Linked DNA regions of Homo sapiens: regions 1 and 2 are each linked to region 3. Evidence: chromatin contacts called from ENCODE Hi-C or POLR2A ChIA-PET data. All regions are on one chromosome and are shown on one strand. The core of a region is the stretch at or near the end of the contact, and the rest is flanking DNA. Distances in the headings are between cores, read along the strand shown.

The links. Hi-C counts contacts between places; a loop is a spot of excess contacts on that map. ChIA-PET counts read pairs that join two places held with the same protein, here RNA polymerase II (POLR2A). Pooled maps may share reads with other maps.
Region 1: a map with no recorded cell type shows a loop between it and region 3 (3-fold over the local background). The contact joins two enhancer-like sites. A Hi-C loop is called at or near these places in 2 of 37 single-sample maps with no recorded cell type and 4 of 50 pooled maps.
Region 2: a loop to region 3 is called in a pooled map, with 4 times the contacts of the local background. The contact joins two enhancer-like sites. A Hi-C loop is called at or near these places in 1 of 37 single-sample maps with no recorded cell type and 5 of 50 pooled maps. POLR2A ChIA-PET finds 5 or more read pairs at or near these places in 2 of 52 experiments (WTC11 and naive thymus-derived CD8-positive, alpha-beta T cell).

The regions. Positions count from the first base shown.
Region 1 is chr12:121,126,704-121,130,937 of GRCh38, forward strand. LOC105370032 (a long non-coding RNA gene) reads right to left here. Exons shown (of 4, transcript XR_001749352.3): 3 at 57-138. Among named protein-coding and RNA genes, the nearest start is that of P2RX7, 4.1 kb to the right of the region's middle. RefSeq lists an enhancer at 2,283-2,577. Within about 2 kb of position 2,373, at least 29 of the 41 ENCODE cell types and tissues checked have a DNase peak (open chromatin) inside an H3K27ac peak, as active enhancers do.
Region 2 is chr12:121,837,447-121,841,278 of GRCh38, forward strand. HPD (4-hydroxyphenylpyruvate dioxygenase) reads right to left here. Exons shown (of 14, transcript NM_002150.3): 13 at 2,486-2,602; 14 at 2,081-2,392. The coding sequence ends at 2,282. Among named protein-coding and RNA genes, the nearest start is that of TIALD, 17 kb to the right of the region's middle. RefSeq lists enhancers at 1,402-2,072, 2,744-3,413 and a silencer at 2,035-2,234. Within about 2 kb of position 2,210, at least 16 of the 41 ENCODE cell types and tissues checked have a DNase peak (open chromatin) inside an H3K27ac peak, as active enhancers do.
Region 3 is chr12:121,528,786-121,532,602 of GRCh38, forward strand. All of the region lies in intron 8 of KDM2B (lysine demethylase 2B), which reads right to left. Among named protein-coding and RNA genes, the nearest start is that of KDM2B-DT, 50 kb to the right of the region's middle. RefSeq lists an enhancer at 713-1,214. Within about 2 kb of position 1,951, at least 23 of the 41 ENCODE cell types and tissues checked have a DNase peak (open chromatin) inside an H3K27ac peak, as active enhancers do.

The sequences.
Region 1 (4,234 bases), core at 1,123-3,622, 400 kb before region 3:
AGATAGCTGCAAAAGCTCCATTTCGTTTCTTAAACAGTTTCTTTCAGTCTCTTTACCTGTAGGTATGCTAGTTTACAAGGACTCCAGATGGCCTGGGAGCTTCAGAACCTTTTGCCAATTATCAGAGGAAGGTAAAGCCTGCTGGAAACCAGAGCAACGCAGAATCAGGGACTCCTTGCTATCTTTAGACCATTAATATATCATTATAATACTAAAATTCCCACCCAGAGAAGAAAATTGCTATTTTCTTTTTTCTTTTTTTCGTTTTTCTTTTTTTGAGACAGAGTCTCGCTCTGTCGCCCAGGCTGGAGTGCAGTGGTGCAATCTTGGCTCACTGCAACCTCCACCTCCTGGGTTCAAGTCATTCTCCTGTCTCAGCCTCCCGAGTAGCTGGGATTACAGGAGTGCGCTGCCACACCTGGCTAATCTTTGTAGAAAATTGCCATTTTCTAAACATGCATCCTGTGAAGAGACATGTTTATGATTTGCACCTGCACATCTAAAGTTCCTCCCTGCACAAACATACAAACCTCCCCGCCCCATATCTAACTCCTTAAAATTCCCCAGCTACCCACATCTTGGGGAGGAGGAGGCGTCTCTGGAGCAAGAGGTCATTCCTTCTCCTTCTCTGGCCAAAGAATAAATCCTGCTTGCCTTCCTCCCCGCAACCCTCCAATTTGTGTTCTTTCTTTGCAACTGACACAAAGTAGGGAAAGGACTCAGTTTACCCATGGCAGTTCTATCACATTTTAAATAGTTACACACCTTTGCAAATCTGTAAAGTTTGAGTACATTTTCCTGTCTCCTCTGACCTCCCCTGAACGAGCAGCCAATTGTTTAAAGATCCTATTTGGAGAAATTTCTTTCTCCCCTGATTTAAATGCTTTTATTGCACACTAAGTTCCTACTCTTTTTTTTTTTTTTTTCATTATTGCATACAGAGTCTCACTCTGTGGCCCAGGCTGGAGTACAGTGACATAATCTTGGCTCACTGCAGCCTTGACCTTCCAGGGTCAAGGGATCCTCCCATTTCAGCCTTTCGAGAAGCTGGAACTACAGGTGTGCACTCCCGCAACTGGCTAATTTTTTTATTTTTTGTAGAGACAGGGTTTTGCCATGTTGCCCAGGCTGGTCCCAAACTTCTGGGCTCAAGCAATCCTCCTGCTTTGGCCTCTCAAAGTGCTGAGACTACAGGTATGAGCCACCGCACCCGGTCTGCACCTATCTTTGTGTTTAATACGTGACTCCACCCTGTTCCAATAATGTGTCTGTCAGTTCCCTTACTAGAGCTGCTTTAATTACACAGATTTACCATCGCTCTTAATATCTCCGTGGTCACCGGTTTATTTGTGAAGTGTTCACCCCATGGCCTCTGGGGACTCACTGTCTTTCGGCTTTCCTCTCCTCCCTACTCTGCCTCAGCTTAGTCTCCTTGGTGTTGGTGTCCTTCAGGGATCTGTCTTCGGTCCCCCTCCATGTCACTCTACCCTCTCCCTGGGCAGACCCCTGGCTCCACTCTTGCCCCTTCCGCCCATTTTCCATGGTGCAGCTAGAGTGCTCTGACTGAGCTGCAAATGAGACCATGCACACCCGTTTATAAACCCACCTATTGTTCTCAGGGTAAATTCCAGACAGACTCTTTAACACCAGAACATAAGGCTGGACGAGATTCAGGTCCAAGTAGTTTGTTTGGGAGGCGACCCAGGAAGAGGAGTGGGGAAGTGAGACAGGAAAGGGAAGGCAGTCAACACAGGAAGCATTAAAGAGTAGGTCAGGAGGCCGGACGCAGTGGCTCACACCTCTAATCCCAGCCCTTTGGGAGGCTGAGGCGGGCGGATCACCTGAGGTCGGCAGTTCTAGACCAGCTAGGGCAACATAGTGAAACTCCAACTCTACTAAAAATACAAAAATTAGCCGGGAGTGGTGGCACGCGCCTGTAGTCTTAGCTACTAGCGAGGCTGAGGCAGGAGAATCGCTTGAACCCGGGAGGCGGAGGTTGCAGTGAGCCGAGATCGTGCCACTGCACTCCAGCCTGGGCGACAGAGCAAGACACTGGAAATAAATAAAACTAATTAATTAATTAAAGAGCAGGTCACGGCTGTGGGCATCTGGGCTCAGACCCCCTCAGGCCCTCTGGAGACTGCCTAGACTTGTCTCAGAGTTGTCCCACCTGGGGGAGGAACGGGTATTTAACCAGCAGTCCCTCAGCCTTGGAGCCTCTATTCTCTGAGAGTCACATTCTCATTCTCTCTCTCCCTCTCTCTCTCTCTCTTCCCACCCCCCTTCTCTCTCTCTCTCTCTCCCGCCATCTTCCTTTCTTTCCTCCCTCCCTTCTCCCCCAACGGAGGTTGGCCCTTGACGCCCTGTGTGATTATGGCCCCGCCCACAGCCATAGCTGATTGGACCAGGGATAAAGAATTAGGCCAATCAGATTCATTCCCCTTGAGTTCTGGAACTGGGCAGGGGATCTGGGCTTGCATTTGAACTGTGGAACCTAACTTGGAGAGCATTGCTGAACCACGTGCCCTGGGAGAAACAGAGGAAGCCAGTGTTTAGAGAGACTCGCAATGGGCACACAGAGACAAACAGAGGCGGGCTTCAGACAAACTGAAAGAGCAACCTCAGCACAGGACAGTTTGGTTTCTGATTCTATTAATAGGTTCTCATGAGGTTGGGCACATTTCCTGCACTTGCAGTCTGTGAGATAAGTGTTTCCTCAAAAAAAAAAACTCCCTTTTCTGCTGAAGAATGTCACTTGATTTTCTGTAAATTGTAAACACACCCACACACTCACAAGACTAAGAAATCCACCGTTCAATCCCCAATTTTTTTTTTTTTGGTAACTTTATATTCCTTCCATCACGAGGTCAGAACATTTCATTGCTGCTGTGAGACTCTCCAGAGTTCTCATTAAAGAGTTCAAGACAATGGCTGTTCCGTTAGCCTCGATCTCTGAGTGATTACAGAGAGCTGAGCCATCTGGGAGACCCATGATGGACATATAGTGTGAGTGAGAATTAATTCATCACTGCTATAAGCCATGAGACACTGAGAGTGCTTTGTTATTGCAGCATAACCTGTCCTATCCTGATAGAATCATAAGAAGTGCTGAGAGACAATTTGCTGGAACTGATATTTACAGGGAGAAGAGAGCCAGAGAAAGATAAGACAAAGATTGGATGCAGTGGCTTATGCCTGTAACCCCAGCACTTTGGAAGGCTGAGTCAGGAGGATCACTTGAAGCCAGGAGTTCGAGACCAGCCTGGGCAGCATAGCAAGACCCTATCTCTACAAAATTAAAAAAAAAATTAACGAGGCTTGGTGGCATGTGCCTGTGGTCCCAGCTACTCAGGAGGCTGTGGTAGGGGGATCACTGGAGCCCAGAAGTTTGAAGCTGCAGTGAGCCATGATTGCGCCACTGCACTCCAGCCTGGACGACAGAGCAAGACCCAGTCTCTAAAATAAATTAATTAAATTAATTTTTTAAAAAGAAAGATAAGATAAAGAGTCATAGAAGTACAAATGAGAAACCAGGAGAACATGGGACCCAGGAAAGTCATGGAAACCAAGGGAAAATACTGGTCCAAGATGCAGAAAGTAGCCAGTGATGTTGAATGCATCCAAGAGATCAAGTAACATAAGGAATAAAATATATCCACCCAGTCTGGCAACTGAGAAGTCTTTGGTAACCTCTTTGAGAACAGAATCCATGGAGTGGAGGAGGTAGCAGTGATGAAATAGCGGACAAGGGCTGAAGGAGTGGAGAGGGGAGAGCATGAGGGACCAGTGCAAGAGTGCAGCAGAAAGACAACAAACAGGCCGGGTGTAGTGGCTCACGCCTGTAATCCCAACACTTTGGTAGGCTAAGGCGGGCAGATCGCTTGTGACCAGGAGTTCGAGACCAACCTAGCCAACATGGTGAAACCCCATCTCTACTAAAAACACAAAAATCAGCTGAGCGTGCGCATGGCTGTAATTGCAGATACTCATGAGGCTGAGGCACAAGAATCGCTTGAACCCAGGAGGCAGGGGTTGCAGTGACCCAAAGTCTTGCCACTGCACTACAGCCTGGGCAACAGGGGGAGACTCCATCTCAAAAAAACAAAAAAAAAAAAAAAAAAAAAAAAAGAAAGAAAGAAAAGAGAAAGAAAGAAAGACAAGAAAATAGATGTCTTTGAGTGGTAGCAAGAGCAACACTGAAGTGATTTGCCTATTCTGGACATTTCCTATAAAT
Region 2 (3,832 bases), core at 960-3,459, 310 kb after region 3:
GTTTGAAACCATGCAGGCAAAACGAAGTAGGTCTATGAGCCACATTTGGTCTGTAAGCCACTAGTTTGCATCCTTCTGGGTTATACAATTTCCCTTCTTCACATTAAGTCACAGGAGAATAGAGGGGGAGTATTTTTTTTGCACGGAATCCTTTGGGTTCTCTCTGATCTCTTTATTTCTGAAGTTCGTGATCCCAGAAGCTCTGATTTCTTCTATAATCTGAAAAAAATCCCCAATTCCCACCATTATACCAACTCAGAGTATTTTTTTCTTCTATTGAGCTCTGCTGCCTCCTAGCTCTGAGTTGACTTATCCTCACGGAGGGTTCTCAAGCATTAGAAGCAGAAAGAGGCCAGAGACAGTGGCTCATTCCTATAATTCCAGCACTTTGGAAGGCTGAGGTGGGCGGATCACCTGAGACCAGGAATTCGAGACTGGCCAACATAGTGAGATCCCATCTCCATGAAAAATAAAAACAAAATTAGCTGGGCGTGGTGGCACATGCCTATAGTCCCAGCTACTTGGGAGGCTGAGGTAGGAGGATCACCTGAGCTCAGAAGGTGGAGGTTGCAGTAAGCCAAGAGCACACCACTGCACTCCAGCCTGAGCAATGGAGTGAGACTCTGTCTAAAAAAAAAAAAAAAAGAGAGAAAAAGAAAAAAAAAAGAGGCCAAATTTGCCCACCACCAACTCTTACCTGGTTTTGAAGAAAGAATCTCCTTCCTAGGGTTTTAGGACCCAGCTGCCTCATTCTTTTGCAAGGATCACTCACTCTTCTATGAGTATGAACAAGCCCCTTTCCAAAAGAAGTCCTCACTGCGGGCAAGGCTGGGGCAGTGCAGCTGCGTGGGTGGTCATGGGCACTGCCCTGCTGAGGGCAGGGACTGGGATACCAGGCCCCTCCTACCTGCTTTATCTCTGAGACCAGGAACCAAGGGACCATATCCTACAGTTGATGAGCAGGGATGCTGCCCCTAGAGTCCCTTGTCTAACACTCTCCCCTCTCCTGTGTTCAGAGGTTTGGGCTCTGGGTAGCAAAACTGAAGACAGCTCATCTTTAGAGATCATCGGCCGGGCGCGGTGGCTCACGCCTGTAATCCCAGCACTTTGGGAGGCCGAGACCATCCTGGCTAACAAGGTGAAACTCCGTCTCTGCTAAAAATACAAAAAATTAGCCGGGCGTGGTGGCGGGCGCCTGTAGTCCCAGCTACTCGGGAGGCTGAGGCAGGAGAATGGCGTGAACCCGGGAGGCGGAGCTTGCAGTGAGCCGAGATCGCACCACTGCACTCCAGCCTGGGGGACAGAGCGAAACTCCGTCTCAACAACAACAAAAAGAGATCATCAAGCCGGCAGACAAGATGCTGCCAAACTCTGACCCCACCTCAGGGCCTTTCTCCGTTCGCTCTTCCTGGAATCCTTTTCCCGAGCATGGTCCCATGGCTGGCTCCCAAATGTCACCTTCTCGGAGAGGTCTTCCGTTATCAAAATTAGCTCCCCTGCGATCTTCGCTTCCACATATTCTCATCAACTGCCTTTTTTTTTTTTGAGACAGGGTCTCACTCTTGCCCAGGCTGGAGTGCAGTGTCAGGATCAGGGCTCGCTGCAGCTTAGACCTCTGTCCATCAATCGATCCTCCCACCTCAGCCTCCTGAGTAGCTGGGACCACAGGTGTGCGCCACTACGCCAGGCTAATTTTTATTTGTTATTTGTGTAGACGCAGGGGGGTCGGGGTCTTGCTATGTTACCGGGCTGGGCTCGAACTCCTGGCCTCAAGCGATCCTCCCACCTCTGCCTCCCAAAGCGCTGAAATTACAGGTGTGAGCCACCACGCCCGGCTCATCGCTTGCTTTATTGTCTGAATCGCGTTTATCTCTCTACAAAAGCAGTGTCATCCGTCTTTCCCTCCAGAGCAAGTCCCCTTCCTTCCCTGGTTCCAGAATTCCCCTCTCCGCGTGGTCCCGCTGGCAAAGCGCTGGCACCCGCAGCTCCTCGGTCCCGCGGCGCTGGCGGCCGCCCTGGCCTCCCCCTGGCTGCCATAAGGCACTACTGCCTTATGCGCAACACAAACACAGACACAGTATTGGACCGGGGCACGCTTTAATCGGGAGGGCTGGAGCAGAGGGCGGCCCCGCCGAGGGGCGTGGTCAGTGTGGGCGGAGCCTTGGGGGCCGAGTCCGCTGGTGGGCGGGACCCAAGGGGAGCAGCCAGTAGGGAAGTTGGGCGAGTTCCAGAATCAGGGGGCGTGGCTGTGTGGCTGTGGCCTCCGTGGGGTGGGCGGGGCTTACATGCCGGGCACCACCCCATTGGTCTCCATGTTGGTGAGGTTACCCCGCAGGTTCTGCTCCTCCTCGAAAGCCTTGAACAGTGAGTTGAAGTTGCCGGCTCCAAAACCCTGTGGCGGGAAAGAGAGGAGATGAGCCAAGGACCCAGAAAACCGAGTGTGCTAGCTGCCTGTCCCCTCGGGCCTGCCGGGGACAAGCAGTACCTGGTGGTTGTGGCGCTGGATGACTTCCAGGAAGAGCGTGGGCCGGTCCTGCACCGGTTTGGTGAAGATCTGCAGGAGGTAGCCTTTCTCGTCGTAGTCCACCAGGATTTTCAGCTCCTAGGCGGGAGACAGGGGGCTCTGCTAGGGGAGGCTGGCACGGTGAGATCCTTGGAAAGTCCACAGGGGCTCCTGCACCCCAAAAGTCTGGAAATGACCTCTTTTTCTGGCAGTTCAGCCACCTCCAAATATATCCCCAAACTGTCCTATTACTATCCCCCTACTACAGTTCCTAAGGCACCATTCAAGACTGCTGCCCGCTTCTAATCTTGTATCCTTACAATCCATCCTCCCCGCAGACATTATCAGGACACTTTCTTTTTCTTTTTTGAGACGGAGCCTTGCGCTGTTACCCAGGCTGGAGTGCGGTGGCGCAATCTTGGCTCACTGAAACCTCCGCCTTCCGGGTTCAAGCGATTCTCCTGTCTCAGCCTCCCGAGTAGCTGGGACTACAGGCGCAGGCTACCATGCCCGGCTAATTTTTGTATTTTTAGTAAGACGGGGTTTCACGATATTGGTCAGGCTGGTCTCGAACTCCTGACCTCAGGTGATCCACCCACCTCGACCTCCCAAAGTGTTGGGATTACAGGCGTGAGCCACCATGACCTGCTGCGGGATCTTTTAAAAGTCGGATCATGTCATTCCCCTGTTTAAAATCCTCCAGTGGAAATCGGAACCCTCATGTACTGCTGGTGGGACTGTAAAATGGTGCAACCACTTTGGAAAACAGTCTGGCAGCTTCTCAAAAAGTTAAACATATAGTGTTGCTTCCTTAAAATACGGATTAAAAAAAAAAAAGGGGGTGGCCAGGCATGGTGGCTCACTTTGGGAGGCCGAGGCAGGTGGATCACCTGAGCTCAGTTCGAGACCAGCCTGGCCAACATGGGGAAACCCAGTCACTACAAAAAAAAATACAAAAATTAGGCTGGGCAAGGTGGCTCACGCCTGTAATCCCAGCACTCTGGGAGGCTGAGGTGAGTGAATCACCCGAGGTCAGGAGTTCGAGACCAGCCTGGCCAACATGGTGAAACCCCATCTCTACTAAAAATAAAAATAAAAATAAATTGGCTGGGCATGGTGGCACACGCCTGTTATCCCAGCTACTCAGGAGGCAGAGGCAGGAGAATCGCTTGAACCCGGGAAGTGGAGGTTGCAGTGAGCCAAGATCGGCCACTGCTCTCCAGCCTGGGCAACAGAGCAAGACTCTGTCTCAAAAAAAAAAAAAAAAAAATTAGCTGGGCGTGGTGGCGGGCGCCTATAATCCCAGCTACTGGGGAGGCTGAGGCAGGA
Region 3 (3,817 bases), core at 701-3,200:
GGGAGGCTGAGGCTGGAGAATCGCTTGAACTTGGGAGGCGGAGGTTACAGTGAGCTGAGATCGTGCCACTGCACTCCAGCTTGGGTAACAAGAGTGAAACTCTGTCTCAAAAAAACAAAACAAAACAAAGATGACTTGGTACCAATCCTGTTGACACTATTCCAAAAGAGAGGGAAAGAGAGAATCCTCTCTGAATCATTCTATGAAGCCAGTATCACCCTAATACCCAAACCAGGAAAGGACATAACAAAAAGGAAACTAAAGACCAATATCCCTGATTAACATAGATGCAAAAAACCTCAACAAAATACTAGTAACTAAATCCAACAGCATATCAACAAGATAATCCCTCCATGATCAAGTGGGTTTCATGCCAGGGATGGTTTAACATACACATGTCGATAAATGTGATACACCACGTAAACAGAATTAAAAATTAAAAAATCACACGATCATCTGAATAGACACAGAAAAAGCATTTGACAAAATCCAGCATCCCTTTATGATGAAAGTCTTCCTAAACCATCAGCATCCTATGAGCTTTCAGAGAACTGAAGACTCCATGAACCACGGACTGGGAGGCGTGAGGTCAGTGTGGCAGGAGGAGAGGTGCCTAAGGTCACACTGTGGCAATGAAAACTCAGGTCAGAGGTGGGAAATGCCAGAATTCAATTCTCTGCTTCAATACAGAAAAACTCCCATCCAGGGAGCTGCAAACCCTTTCTGGGTTTCCCAAGACTCTCTCCTCAAAGCCACAAATCAAGTACCACGAATCTCAGATGTGTGTCTGTACGTGGCTCAGAGGGTGTGAATGCTGGAGAGAATCCCCAGGCCTGGGGAGGACCTAAAATACTCATCTAGGGGCTGGGCGCGGTGGCTCATGTCTGTAATCCCAGCATTTTGGGAGGCCGAGGCGGGTGGATCACTTGACCCTAGGAGTTCGAGACCTGCCTGGACAACATGGCAAAACCCCGTTGCTACTAAAAATACAAAAATTAGCCGGGCATGGTGGCGTGTACCTGTAATCTCAGCTACTAGGGAGGCTGAGGCAGGAGAATCGCTTGAACCCGGGAGGCGGAGGTTGCAGTGAGCCAAGATTGCACCACCATGCTCCAGCCTGGCGACAGAGCAAGACTCTGTCTCAAAAAAAAAAAAAAAGAAGAGCAGGCGCAGTGGCTCACGCCTGTAATCCCAGCACTTTGGGAGGCCAAGGTGGGCAGATCATGAGGTCAGGAGATCAAGACCATCCTGGCTAACACAGTGAAAACGTGTCTCTACTAAAAACACAAAAAATTAGCCAGGCATGGTGGCGGGTGCCTGTGGTCCCAGCTATTCGGGAAGCTGAGGCAGGAGAATGGTGTGAACCCGGGAGGCGGAGCTTGCAGTGAGCCGAGATTGCGCCACTGCACTCCAGCCTGGGCAACAGAGCAAGACTCCCTCTCAAAAAAAAAAAAAAAAAAAAAATACTAATCTAGGTCAGTGGACCCCAGTCTCTGGTCCTTTAGTTTTCACTGGTTGGAAACAGAATGAGAAAAACTATCAAAGTTAAAGTACTATCCTTTATTCTGACATTTTATACTTGTAACTTTTTTAGTGTCAGAATAGACCATGGGGTTTGTTGATCTTAACACCCATCTTTAGCAAAATTATAAGTTGGCAACTCTGTATCTGTTCCTAAGTTTTTTTTCACTGGTCCATGAAATCAATGGCTGGGAACCGCTGAACTATGCTGCACCCTCCCTCCCACCCTACCCCACCCCTGTATCTCAGAGGGTGGCAAATTCCAACTGTCCCTTTTCTACTTCCCAAAACTCCAGGGGAAAAAATCCTGGTATCTCAATGCATGACCCTTCAGGCCAGAAGTCTTTGCCAGGACCTAACTGGACTCCTGCTTGCAGCAACTCAAATGCACATTTCCTCTTCCTGCCTTCAATAGACAGCCACGCCCACACCCCTGCTGCCAGGGCTTCTCAAGACCTCCCCCAGCTTGCTTAAGTCACCAACATCAACACCCACACCATCCCACACAGGGGAAAAGTGATGAGCCACCTCCCAGCTCTGCATAAGGCCTGGACAGAGAGACTTAAGGCCTGTTAGGCTCAGAGGATGGGGTTGGGAGGGAACTTGAGGGTCCCAGAGTTCAGCTCCACCCCACCACCATTGTAGAGAGAGCTGAGGTGCAGAGAGAGGAAGAGACCAGCTAACGTCACAGAGTCAGCAGCAAGGCCAAGAGCCTTCCAGTCATCCTTTGAATCCAGGGCCAATCCAGCAACACCTGCAGAGTGGATTGAGCACAGCTTAGAAGGAGGATGCCACCTCCTTCCCGAGTCTCCACTACTCCACATCTGCCAGGGTGTCCCCTATAAACGCTGACCACCAAGTGCAGTTCCCTTCCATCCCAAGCAGGGGTCGGTCCCTTCCCTGAGCCAAGCAGGTCTGAGGACAGACCTGGGGCCATGGTAACAAAGTCATCCCCGCACTAAACCCTGCTACTTCCAAATGCCAAATCTCCCTAATAGGGAAGTCTCCAGTTTCTGCCCAACTTTCTAGAAGCACCCAGGTGTTGGAGGCCCCATCCCCATAGCAGGAACTGCTACTACAACCACCACTAGTGCTTGATGTCCAGACCTAAGACCAGTTTCTAGCCCAACTCTCAGAAACATCTTGGTGGCCTCAAAGGATACTCCTATCCTCTGGTCCAAGCTTCCACCCAGTTGTAGATTGTCTGCAAGCACCTTGAGTCATCCATATCTACTTTCTACTTGTATGCCTCCAGTGACAGGGAGCTCACTACCTAACAGAGCAAGTTATTTCAACACCACTCGGCTATACTCCTTTCAGGAGACAATCCTTCACCTGGCTGACTGCAGTTACCATATGCCTTCACTTCCTCATGTAAAGCAACCCAATTCCTCCTTCAAACACATCTCACCTGATGTGGTTTCCAGACACACCCACACCCCACTTCAGGTTGATTTAACCTCCAAAGTACAATGACCAAGAGGAACAAAACCTCCTTCCTACAGGCTAGGTGCGGTGGCTCACATGTGTAATCCTAGCACTTTGGGAGGCCAAGGAGGGAGAATCCCTTGAGGCCAGGAGTTGGAGACCAGCCGGGACAACATGGCAAAACCCCACCTCTACTAAAAATACAAAAATTAGCTGGGCATGTTGGCGCACGTCTGTAATCCCAGCTACTTGGGAGGCTGAGACTTGGGAGGCTGAGACTTGGGAGGCTGACATGAGAACTGCTTGAACCTGGGAGGTGAAGGTTGCAGTGAGCCAAGATCACGCCACTGCACCCTAGCCTGGGTGACAGAGCAAGACTGTCTCAAAAAAAAAAGAAAAAAAGCACAACTCCTATGTGTGGCCTGACCCCCTCCCTCTACACAGCAGGACTATCACCTCTCTCATCCTAGGTAGAATGCTTCCATTAATGCAACCTAAGAGATAATTCCCTGACCCCTAGGTCATCAGCCACATCTACTAGTGACTGAGCCAGGAACCAGCCAAAAGCCCTTAGTCCATCTCCAGTGAACTGGAGGCAAGGAGATCTGAACTCACTCAGCCCTCATGACCACCCTGGGGAAATCTTAATCCTATTTTACAGATGGGAATAGAGGCACGAAGAAGTGAAGTCACAGCCTCTAAGTGGTCGATCCAGAATTCCACCTGAGGCCATGCACAGCCCTTCCCCAGACCCTGCCTCAGGGCAAACCCACCCCCATTACCCAACACACAATCTCCACAGGAAGTCCTGCACAGGGATTCGAGTCTCCCCTGAGAGGGCCCAAGGCCTTCTCCAAGGGAGAGAGAA